2 separate regions of the Homo sapiens genome follow, and region 2 is linked to region 1. A link is an interaction called in ENCODE POLR2A ChIA-PET data of the cell type or tissue named here. Cell type or tissue: PC-9. All regions are shown on one strand. Each heading gives the region's core, and the rest is flanking DNA. Links, peaks and the distances in the headings are about the cores only.

Region 1 (6,168 bases), core at 587-5,586:
CAGTATCTTTTTATGGCTTCTCCCTCGACAGACCTCTAAAAGGCAAGTGTTCCTTGGGGTTCAATCCTGAGTCATCTTCTCTAAGTTGTCTCATCCATTCCCATCACTTCAAATACCATCAACATGTTAATAACTACCAAGTTACACCCCTAGCAGAGACCTCTCCCCATGCTCCAATATGACTACTTAGCTGTCACACAAGCATGTCAAACTCAACATGCCCAAAATTGGGTCCTTAATTCTCCACCATCACCACCCTTGAAGTCCCCTGGTACTACCTGACAATTATGAAAGCCAGAAACCCTTCCTTCACCCCTCATCCCTCACATCCAACCTACAGCAACTTCTGTGTGTGTGACTTCACTTGACCTCCACTGCCTTAAACCACCTTAACCCAAGCCACCATCATCTCTTTCCTGAATATCACACTAGTTTCCCCATTTCCATTGTTGCTCCCTTCCAAAACACCATCACACAGCAGCCAGAGAAACTCTGTAAAACAAACACCAGATCTTATCACTCTCCTACTTCCACGGCATCACATTACATTTTTCTTTCCAAACTCCTTATGATGGTCTTTAAGGTCCTATATGACCTGCTATGTGCCCACTTCTCCAACCTCACTTCATACCATATCTCCTCTCAATCACTATTCTAAAGACACTGATTTTGTGTCAATTCCTCTCCCCCATACCCCTTAATTCCCTCTTTCTGAAATCCCTCCTCGTTCCACCTTCATTCTTTGCAAGCCAGGCTCCTTCTTATCTTTTAGAACTCAGCTTAAATATCACTTCCTCAAATAAAACTCTCCAGACTCCTCTATCTAGTTGGAGGTCTTTCCCCACAAGCCCGTACTCTCTGTTACTGTGCCCTGTTTATGTTCTTCCTAGCAGTTACCAAAATCTTTAATTATTTATGCTTTTTTTGGTTACAGATTTCTCCATTAGAAAGTAATGTTTTGTGTATGTCAGATACAACTGAAATCTTCTACTATGAAACGCTTTATCCTTTGACTTTTTGTTAGGGAAGGTCAAAGTTATTTGCAGGAGTTTCTGGCACTCAGGCAACTGTCTAACCAAGTCCTATAAATAAAGTTAGAGTGCTACTAATTTCACCCTAGTTACCAAAAGGACTCACAGCTTTGCCACAGATACAAACCACAAATAAATGCTGGTAACAATGGCTTTAAAATGCTACACTGTGAAATAATCATAACGTCAATATGAAAAGGCAGTTCCAATTTAATCATTTACTTTAAGCTAATCTGATAATCTACATTCCAAATTGTCTCCCTTCCAAAACTATAAATTTATTCTTCTCAGCACAATAATAGCATCCCAGTTCAAGCTCTCCTCTAATCAAGCTTGCTGTATATAAGTTAGTTAACTAGAGTCTAGAACTACGTCGTCTAACACGCAGCCAGCTGTCATATGTGGTTATGTGAATTTAACTTAATTAAAATTAAAATTTCAGTTACTTAATACTAGCCACATGTCAAGTGCTCAAGAGCCACGTGAGGATAGTGGCTATCATAATGGATAGGGCAGACATAAAACATTTCTATCATCACAGAAAGGTCTATTAGACAGAGCTGTCCTAGAACACGGTAATAACCAGGAAGCAAAAAGGCCCTCTAGGTATCCAGAATTCCAAAACATTCATTCCAAAATTTTCATCGGCAGGAAAACTCCATCAGACCTTCTCTCTGAATCTATTTATTTTTATTTTAGGAATATTTCTGTCCTGGTTATCTGGCTAATTGTCCACCAAAAATTTACAAAGCAAATTAAGAAAAGGAACTGGGAAGCAGTGGGGAATAAGTACCAGAGGAAAAAGGAATATTATGTTAGAGGCAGCCAACATAGGAAACAAGAAAGATGAAGAGAAAAAAAATCTAAAAAGCAGGTAAAATAGATAGATGATATATGTCAAAATGGTGCCACTTAGTAAGGCAAAACCAGCAAAAGCTCCTGAAATATTACTCTTTTATATTCCTAAACAATACTGATGCTGATACCTGTGTTAAAACCATTTAAAAATGCCCACTATTTTACTGTTAAGAAGAAATAAATTTTATAGTTATACAACACAATTTAGAAGGATTTATTTCTGAAATGACTGAATCTTAAATACCTTGGTCTTTAAAGAAGGGAAAATCCTCTCAGCTGGTTAGGATACTCAGCCATGAAGAAGAGAAATATTCTGCACAAATTCAAGAGTTCAGTCCCTTGAATATGAATGAATGCGTTTACAGAGCAGGTATAGATATGTAAGTAAGACATGACTCTCCTGTTTAATGAATTATGGCTTATCCATACAGTGAAACACTGAACAGTATAGCCTTGGGGGAGGGGGATGAGGAAGCTCTTAAAATACCATTATGAAATACTCTAATAGAGTCATGCACTGCATAGCAATGTTTCAGTCAATGATGGAACACATATGTCATGGTGGTCCCGTAAGATGATAATGCCATGTTTTTACTGTGCCTTGTCCATGCTTAGATATGTTTAAATATGAAAATATTTGCCATTGTGTTACAATTGCCTACAGTAATCAGTAGAGTAACATGCTGTACTGGTTTGCAGCCTAAAGGCATTAGGCTGTACCATATATAATATATAGTCAGGTATATATCTAGGTTTGTGTAAGTACATTCTATGATGTTTTCACAATGAAGTCACCTAATGACACATTTCTCAAAAAGTATCCTTATCATTAAGCCATGCATACCGCATATGTCATTAAGTGGAAAAAAGAAAGGTTTAGCAATGGTTTTAAAACCAGTGGTTTTTTAAATGGGAGGAAAAGATCAAAGGAGGAATTATACACAAGAAGTAAAAAACACCCAGTGCCTGTAGGGGAAAGACACTGGGAACTCAAGACAGGAATGGGAGAGCAACTTTTCACGATATGACCATTTTCTACTTTTAAAATATTAACTTATGTAAATGTTATTTATTCAAAATACAATAATCATACATTTTATAAAAGTGAGTTCTCTATCCCTAAGAAATGTATAATCTAATGACTTACCCAGGCTTCAAAAAACAAAAGAAAAAAAATCACACTTTTTCCTTTACCAATGGTCAGATATTTAAATATTTCACACATACTTTATTCTTACTTAAAACCTCATTCTATGGCCTGGCACAGTGGCTCATGTCTGTAATCCCAGCACTTTCTGGGGCTGAGGCAGGCAGATCTCTTCAGGTCAGGAGGCCAGCCTGGCCAACAGAGTGAAACCCCATCTCTACTAAAAATACAAAAATTAGCCGGGCGTGGTGGCACACACCTGTTAGTCCAGCTACTTGGGTGGCTGAGTCACAAGAATTGCTTGAACCCAGGAAGTGGAGGCTGCAGTGAGCCAAGATCACGCCACTGCATCCCAGCCTGGCCAACAGAGCAAGACTCTGTCCCAAACAAACAAACAAACAAACAAAAAACCAAAAAACTTTCTATACCATTTGAATTTCCATTTCCAACAAACTAATCAATTTTGGAAAAAAACTCAAACTTGATCTTAAAATGGAAACTGCAGTGATCCTTACCATAATCTTGTATTATTTAGCTTTTAAAAAATCTTTGCATAAAAGTATATACATTTCAAGAAAAAAATCATCTTGTTGGAAAACATGGCAAAGACTGGTTGAAAATCTCCCAGGGAAGCCGCAGAATGGTCTTCTGTATCATGTGGGAGATAAGGCTGGGTCACTCTGATAGGCCCTGGAGCTGAGAATGTTAGTGGCTTCCCAATATCCTCTCTTCTCTTCTTCCTTAGTAACAAAACCCCAGTTTTCATTTTAGCATATTACTGTACACGCTTCCCCAGAAAAGGACTACATCTTCCATCCTCCACTACAGCTACATATGGCCCTAAGACTAATTCCGACTAATGAGATATAAGCAGAAATGTTACATGGAACTTCCTGGAAGTTTTCTTAGGTAGGGGAGGGGACACCCCTCTTTTCTTCCTCTCAAACTGCTTTGTGGAAAGGGGGAAATGATGGCTGAATCATCTAGGCCCATCCTACAGTCAGAGAAGTAAACAGCAGTAAGGATCTTAGATCCTTGGTAACCAGACAGCGCCATATTAGCCTGGACTGCCTAATTTCAGACTTCTTTTTCATGAAAGACAAATGAATCTCTCTCTTGTTAAGATTCTGTGTGGGGAAGAGGAGATTGTTATATGCAGCTGAACTTAATCCTAAATGTTTTCAATAATAAATTATTTACTTTAACTTACAAATCAAAACTCGATTTTTTTTTTTGAAACAGAGTGTCGCTCCGTCGCGCAGGCTGGAATGCAGTGGCGTGACTCCAGCTCACTGCAACCTTCACCTCCCGGATTCAAGAGATTCTTGTGCTCAGCCTCCCAAGTAGCTGGGATTACAGGTACCCACCACCATGCCCAGCTAATTTTTGTATTTTTAGTGGAGACGGGTTTTTGTCACATCGGCCAGACTGATCTCGAACTTCTGACCTTAAGAGATCTACCTGCCTCGACCTCCCAAAGTGCTGGAATTACAGGTGTGAGCCACTGTGCTCTACCCAAAATTCAATTTCACTTGAAACAACAGAAAGCTTTATGCACATCAACAGTGTGCACATTTGATGACCAAAACAGAGACTGTCAAAGAATCTTGAAATGTCTATTTCAAATGTTTAGGCCAAGAAGTCAACTGGTGTATCACTCTGATCTACTATCCATAACTATTCCACACCAAAATGATAGAAATAAAATTTTAACTTAACCATTCTTGAATTCGTATAATGAGAAACAGTCAAATATGGATACACTCAGTTTCTTCACCTGCAAAATGGAGTTAATAATGCCTACATTACAGGGATGTTGTCAAACCCAAATAGAGAACAAATGTTCTTCAACTTACAATGGGATTTTGTCCCTATAAACTCATCATAAGTTGAAAATATAGTAAGTCAAAAATGCATTTAACACACCTAACCTACCAAACATCATAGCTTAGCCTAGCCTATCTTAAACATGCTCAGAACACTTACATTAGGTTACAGTTGGGTAAAATCATTTAACACAATGCCTATTTTATAATAAAGTGTTGAATATCTCATGTAATTTACTGAATATTATAATAAAAGTGAAAAAATGGGTACTCAGATGGTTTCTACTGAATGAACATTGGTTTCTACTGAATGTGTATTGCTTTTGTACCATTGTAAAGTCAGAAAACTGTTAAGCAGAACCATTCTAAGTTGTGGATGGTTCAACATCTGTATGTTAGGCTATTATGTAAACAGAGCAATATATACTATTGTTATCATTACAATTACCACCACAATAGCCAATTGGTAAATATGAGTCACAAAATAAAAAATACTAGATGAAACCTATTAAATAGGCAGAAACTTAGGTTTGGGGCTCAAGGAATTCAGTGAACTTGCCAAGCCTCTTTCATCCAATTTCTCATCTATTTTTTTTTTTTTTTTGAGATGGAGTCTCGCTCTGTCACCCAGGCTGGAGTGCAGTGGCATGATCTCAGCTCACTGCAACCTCCACCTCCCAGGTTCACACCATTCTCCTGCCTCAGCCTCCCAAGTAGCTGGGACTACAGGCGCCCGCCACCACGCCTGGCTAATTTTTTGTATTTTTAGTATAGACAGGGTTTCACTGTGTTAGTCAGGATGGTCTCGATCTCCTGACCTCGTGATCTGCCCACCTCGGCCTCCCGAAGTGCTGGAATTACAGGAGTGAGCCACTGCGCCCAGCACATCTCGCTATCTTTCAGAAAATCATTGTTATCAGGTTTGGTGCAGTGGCTCATGCTTCTTGTTGCAGCTGCTCAAGAGGCCAAGGTGAGAGGATCGCTTGGGGCCAGGAATTTGAGACCAGCCTAAGCCACATAGCAAAACCCAGTCTCTTAAACATATATATATGAAAAAATATACATTACATCAGGAATTTCAGTTTCCTTCTTTAAAGTATGGGTGGAAAGAAGGGAGTTGAGAGGTTGTAAGGGGAGAAAAAGAACAACAGCAGTAAAAGGCTTAAAGTAATTAGGAAGTCAGATACACCTGAAATATGTAACCCTGTTTTAGCATTTTACAAGTTGTCAAAAGGTAATACAACAATTTTAAAAGTAACGCTAGCAATATTTTTCTTCATTCAAAAGAAAAATACTAAATACAAAT
Region 2 (6,168 bases), core at 502-5,501, 190 kb before region 1:
ACTCACTGCATCAGCTGAAACCTCTGCACTGTACCTATCTATGTAGAGCATAGGAAGAGAGCAAAGAAATAAAAAGCAGAATGCCTAAAATAATGGGACAAATCAAAGTTGAATAATTATAACAAAAAATAATTAATATGAATATGAATAACATTAAGAAAAGTATCAAATTGGGTCAAAATCAGATCTGAGTAATTTTCTACATCCAAGAGATAACCTGAAATAAATAGGACACAAAAGGCCAAAATAACAAGTTAGAAAAACTTACATAGAACCAACAAAAAAAGAAAACAATATTAACATTTAACAGTATTAATTTGTCAGATTTTGTCTTACCATGTACTTGGCAGCATTCCCTGCACCAAATGCATTACTGTACAAGTGGGAGATTTTATGATAAAATAATGAATAATAAATCTCATTACTAAAATCTTTTTATTCTATTGGCTTTTTGTTGTTGTTGAGACAGAGTCTCGCTCTGTCACCCAGGCTGAAGTGCAGTGGTGCAATCTCAGCTCACTGCAACCTCCGCCTCCCGGGTTCAAGAGATTCTCCTGCCTCAGCCTCCTGAGTAGCTGGGATTACAGGTGCCCACCACCACGCCTGGCTAATTTTTGTATTTTTAGTAGAGACTTGTTGGCCAGGCTGGTCTCGAACTCCTGATCTCAGGTGATCCACCTGCCTCAGCTTCCCAAAGTGCTGGGATTACAGGCGTGAGCCACCGTGCCTGGCTTCTATTGGCTTTTATTATAAAACTAACAAGTTACTTTGGTAACAAAGCTCAATAATATAGATGAGTGAAAAGTGCAAAAGTATTTTGTCACCCTAGCCCTAAATCTCCCTCCCTGAGCTAAGCCTGTTCACATTTGGTGTATCTCCTTCGAGAATATTCCCCTACTCCTACATCACATATATAGTACTTAAAAAAAATAAGAAAAGAATATAAAGAACATATTCTTCAACCTCTTTTCTTTTACTTAATATATCCTGGACCTCTTTCTAGGTCAGTTGTACATAGATTTGCCTCGTTCCTTTTCACATCCATAAACCTTTATTTTGTATTGCTCTATTTTCATGTAAACAGTCCCCGGCATGGATTTTTCAAATTGTTTCCATTTCTTTATACAACTTCAAATAACTGGATGAACATCCATACACGTTTGTCTGTTGTGTTGTGTTGTGCCGTTGTGTTGTGTCCGTGGTGGGTGTATTTCTAGAGGTGGGATGCTGAGTGTCAGGCACATGTACTTCTCATGTTAAGAGACATCCCAAGAAGGCCAGGTGCAGTGGCTCACACCTGTAATCCTAGCACTTTGGGAGGCCAAGGAGGGTGGATTGTTTGAGCTCAGGAGTTAGAGATTAGCCTGGGCAACATGGTGAATCTCCATCTCTACAAAAAAAAAAAAAATATATATATATATATATATTAGCTGGGTGTGGTGGTGCACACCTGTAGTCCCCGCCACTTGGGGGGCTAAGACAGGAGGATCACTTGAGCCCGGGAGGTTACTGCAGTGAGCCGAGATTGTGTCACTGCACTCCAGCCCAGGTGCCAAAATGAGACCATCTCCAAATGAAAGAAAAAAAAAAAAGAAAGATACCCTAAATCATCCTTCCAAAAGCCATAGCAGCTGAGCGCAGTGGCTCACGCCTGTAATCCCAGCATTTTGAGAGGCCAAGGCGGGCGGATCACCTGAGGTCAGGAGTTTGAGACCAGCCTGGCCATCATGGTGAAACCCTGTCTCTACTAAAAATACAAAAATTAGCCAGGCATGGTGGCAGGCACCTGTAATCCCAGCTACTCAGAAGGCTGAGGCAGAAGAGTCAGTTGAACCTGGGAAGTGGAGGTTGCAGTGACTGAGACTGCACCACTGCACTCCAGCCTGGGCAGCAGAGAGAAGCTCCATCGCAAAAAAAAAAAAAAAGAAAGAAAAGAAAAGAAAAAAAAATAGGTGAGGACTGGGAGAGACAGGTTTCAGGCATGGAGAAGGGAGTCATATTTATTAATCATATTATAAGCTTAAATTTTAAAAAATCTAAAGCATGCCATGTGGCAAACAAGGAAATTTGCAAGTTCCCGGTTCCAAGGTGTTACCTGGTAAGTTCTTTTAAGCTTTCAGAAAACAAGCAATTCTCACGTTGTACAAATTGTCCCAGAAATAGAAAAAATACGTTACACTATTTTTTATACCCACCATATGCTATTGCTGGGTGGAGATATAGCAGATCCTTGGTTTTAATGAGGGAGATATCATGAGACCCTCTCAATTGCTCAGGTTTGAAAATACTACATCAAATAACTTCCTTTGTAAAGTTTAACTAAAAATGTAAAGTTTAACTAAAAACATAAGCAGCTCTTTAAGCCCCTGCTTGAAGCAGTGTGGCAGCGGGGAAGGGGTCAATCACTGGTTCCATTTCTGGTTAAAGTAGAGGCAGCAGGCAGGACAAGGTGGCGACATTATCAAAGAACTCATCTGGATATCAAAACTGTTATGACCCCAAAGCACGGTTGGGCGCAGTGGCTCATGCCTGTAATCCCAACACTTTGGGAGGCCAACATGGGCAGATCACTTGAGGCCAGGAGTTCAAGACCAGCCTGGCCAACATGGTGAAACCCTGTCTCTATTAAAAATACAAAAAATTAGCCAGGCTGGTAGTGCACACCTGTAGTCCCGTTACTCGGGAGGGTGAGGCAGGAGAATTGCTTGAACTGGGAGATCGCGCCATTGCACTGCAGCCTGGACAACAGACAGAGACCCCGTCTCAAAAAAAAAAAAAAAAAAAAAAAAGACGCCAAAGTGCCATGATAAGGGAGTGTTTCTATAAACATGACAATACATCTTCTCTTAAGGAAATAGCATAGAGTCATCAAAAATAATAGTTATAACAACTGTATAGCAAGATGGAAAATACTTGTATAACATTACATTTTAAAAACAGGGCACGTGGCCAGGCACAGCGGCTCATGCCTGTAATCCCAGCACTTTGGGAGGCCAAGGCAGATGTATCACCTGAGGTTGGGAGTTTGAGACCAGCCTGGCCAACATGGTGAAACCCCCATCTCTACTACAAATAGAAAACTTATCCAGGCATGGTGGTGCGCACCTATAATTGCAACAACTCGGGAGGCTGAGACAGGAGAATCACTTGAACCCAGGAGGCGCAGGTTGCAGTGAGCCGAGATCGCACCACTGCATTCCAGCCTGGGTGACAGTGAGACCGTCTCAAAAATAATAATAATAATAAATAATAATAATAAATAAAAACAGGACACACCATTATAAGTATAAAAGCCATGCGAAAAATAATACGGATTTGAAAAATAACGGGAAGTAGAGAATGAAATCAATAGTTATGTTGCAGGAGAACTAGGGGTGATTTTTGTCAAATTATATTTTTTGTCAAATTTGACTATCTTTTTGTCAAATTATATTGAAAATACATTTAAAGTGATTTTTGAGCAACAAAAGAAGCTGCAATGTGAGAGAGAGTGTCTGAACAAGGTGGACTCTGCTGTGTTGCCTGCCTGGGTAAAACCAACCACCATCCCGCCCACGAGCCTTGTCATCAGGCAGGTGTCATTCAGCAGGGACTGGACTGTGCCTCTCTCAGGGCTATAGATGATAGGCACTGGACAGAATGAGCGTTCACTTGCTCCCAAGTTAAAAATGTTATCAATTAACATGGCCCCGATTGTCTTGGTGCCTATCATTGTGTTGTTGGATGATTCTCAGAAGACTTTTGTGACTTAACGAAATGGGAAAAGTTCCCTTATCCCCCTTGCACAGTATAAAACGGGGTGTGGCTCACTTCTTCGGTGCCCTGCGGCTCAAACCCCTAGGGGGAGCATGCGGACCGGCAGGTCTTGGGGAGCGTGGGCTCCGACCCCACAGCAGCCCCATCTAGGGTTGAGTGTTTGCAGCTCCCGAGCCCCAGTGAGCTTATCGGAAGGACAAAGCAGAGGGTCTAATTTCTGTACTCCAGGGTTCTAACCCTAGTATGCCAGAAAAATTGGATCACACGTGGGCTTGGAGAGTGAGTGCAAGGTTTTATCGAGTGTAGTTCTCAGCAGATGGATGGGGAGCCAGAAAGGGGATGGAGTGGGAAGGTGGTCTTCCCCTGGATTTGGGCCACTCAGCGGTTCTCCTCCAACTGCCTTTGGCTAAATTCCATGTCATTCAGCCGTGGATGACCTGTCAGCATCCGCCGGTGTATTCTTCTTCCTGTGTGTTCCTCTCGATGTCCAGCTACTTGTGTGTGTCTGCCTGTTAGGTGGGGATATGGCGGGCCAGAGTGGTCTTAGAAAATGCAGCATTTGGGAGCGAAAGCAGAAATGCTTGTCCTCACTTAGATCCATGGGCCCAGGCCCGAGGGTGGAACCCTCACCGGGGACCATGCCTTTATGTAAGCAGCACTTCCCTGCCTGCTCCCATATCATTAACGTATAACGTCAACATTTCAAAAGTGCTTTACCAATCTACTTTGCCACTAGAAGCCTAAGCGATTTCCAGTTTTATTGCATCCTAGTCAACCTTGGGCATTCCCATGGTTTGTTTGTTTAAAATCATTAGACAAAAATCATGTGACATTTCTGAGACATTAAGATTTTTGTTGTATTCTTTTTTTTTTCTAATTCTCCAATATTGTAATTAGACAGCCAACTTTCCCGGAGCACTGTTATGTCTTTTCGGGCTGAGATGACTCAAGAAGAAATGTCCCTGATCCTTGTCCATCTCCAGGCTTGGGAGAAGGTTGTAAAGAAATGTGGCTTCGAAAGGTAATCTACGGAGGTGAGGTCTGGGGGAAGTCCCCAGAACCTGAGTTCCGTGAGGGCAGAGAACAGGCTGTTATGCTTATGGCCACAATCCCAGCATCCAAAACAGTGTCTGTCACAGACCCAGCACTCAATGAGTATTTGGGTTTTGTTTTGTTTTGAGACAGAGTCTCTTCTCTGTTGCCCAGGTTGGAGTGCAGTGGCACGATCTCGGCTCACTGCAACCTCTGCCTCCCAGGTTCAAGTGATTCTCCTGCCTCAGCCTCACGAGTAGCTGGGATTACAGGCGCCCGCCACCACGCCCGGCTAATTTTTATATTTTTTGTAGAGATGGAGTTTCCCCATGTTGGCCAGGCTGGTCTTGAACTCCTGATCTCAAATGCTCCACCCGCCTCGGCCTCCCAATGTGCTGGGATTAGAGGTGTGAGCCACCGTGCCCAGCTGTCAATAAGTATTTGAATGAAGGAATAAAATCTGATTGTTAATATCCAGATCTGTAGCCACCTTCATAGGATGAAACATACAAATGGGTTCCAACCAAGTTGGCTGAAGTGTTGCTCATGTTGTCTCATGTGCAATTGGAGATATGCAAAAAAGATAAAATGTACACATCCGCATAAAAAATATCTTAGTAAAAAAAATGTAAAACCTTTGGTAAGGGCAGGCACGGTGGCTCACGCTTGAAATCCTAGCACTTTGGGAGGCCAAGGTGGGCGGATCGCTTGAGGTCAGGAGTTCAAGGACAGATTGGCCAACATGGTGAAACGTCATTTCCACTAAAAATACAGAAATTAGCTAGGTGTGGTGGAGCATGCCTGTAATCCCAGCTACATGGGAGGCTGAGGCAGGAGAATTGCTTGAACCCGGGAGGCGGAGGTTGCAGTGAGCCAAGATTGCACCACTACTGCACTCTAGCCTGGGCGACAGAGCAGGGCTTCATTTAAAAAAAAAAAATCCTTTGGTAATGGTAAGTACATTGGTATACTGATAGATGCCCAGACACATGGCTTAGAGGGCAATGGAATCCTAGAAGCAGAATTTGCTGGTTTTCTCCCAATCCAGGAATATTCCTTCCTGGGTCTGCCTTCACCCTTTCCCAACCCATGATAATGTCTGAGTCTTGCCTTGAGATCCAAGCTCCTGGGACTTCCCTTTCCGTTGCCTTGGCCTGGGCATTCAGACTCTCCCACAGAGCTCAGCTGCAGCAATAGACTCACAACAAACTCTGCTGCCTAACAGAGGTTGCACTTAACTCTTGCCAAAGTGTCCATAAGGTTCTCTAAAGTGGGTTGCAATGCTCCCGCAATTTATAGCAACCAAATGCCTAAAGATAAAATCTTCATGCGTCATGCAAATGGGTTGCCTGCGCTTTCAGACACAGGTACAGTTATTGA

The links. ChIA-PET counts read pairs that join two places held together with the same protein. Peaks named below come from ENCODE experiments on the same cell type or tissue, not always from the same donor. Only the 100,000 strongest peaks of a DNase experiment are listed, where the experiment ranks them.
Region 2: POLR2A ChIA-PET joins it to region 1 with 12 read pairs; 3 of 35 experiments call an interaction of 5 or more read pairs at or near these places.

What each region holds. Positions count from the first base shown.
Region 1 is chr22:35,903,395-35,909,562 of GRCh38, forward strand. The region is part of intron 2 of RBFOX2 (RNA binding fox-1 homolog 2); the gene reads right to left. Among named protein-coding and RNA genes, the nearest start is that of RBFOX2, 120 kb to the right of the region's middle. In PC-9, for the core only: no CTCF peak of the experiment used is centred there; a DNase peak (open chromatin) is centred at 2,687; H3K27ac peaks cover 927 bases.
Region 2 is chr22:35,715,829-35,721,996 of GRCh38, forward strand. APOL5 (apolipoprotein L5) reads left to right here and starts at 2,044. Exons shown (of 5, transcript NM_030642.1): 1 at 2,044-2,098; 2 at 4,740-4,826. The coding sequence starts at 2,044. In PC-9, for the core only: no CTCF peak of the experiment used is centred there; no DNase peak of the experiment used is centred there.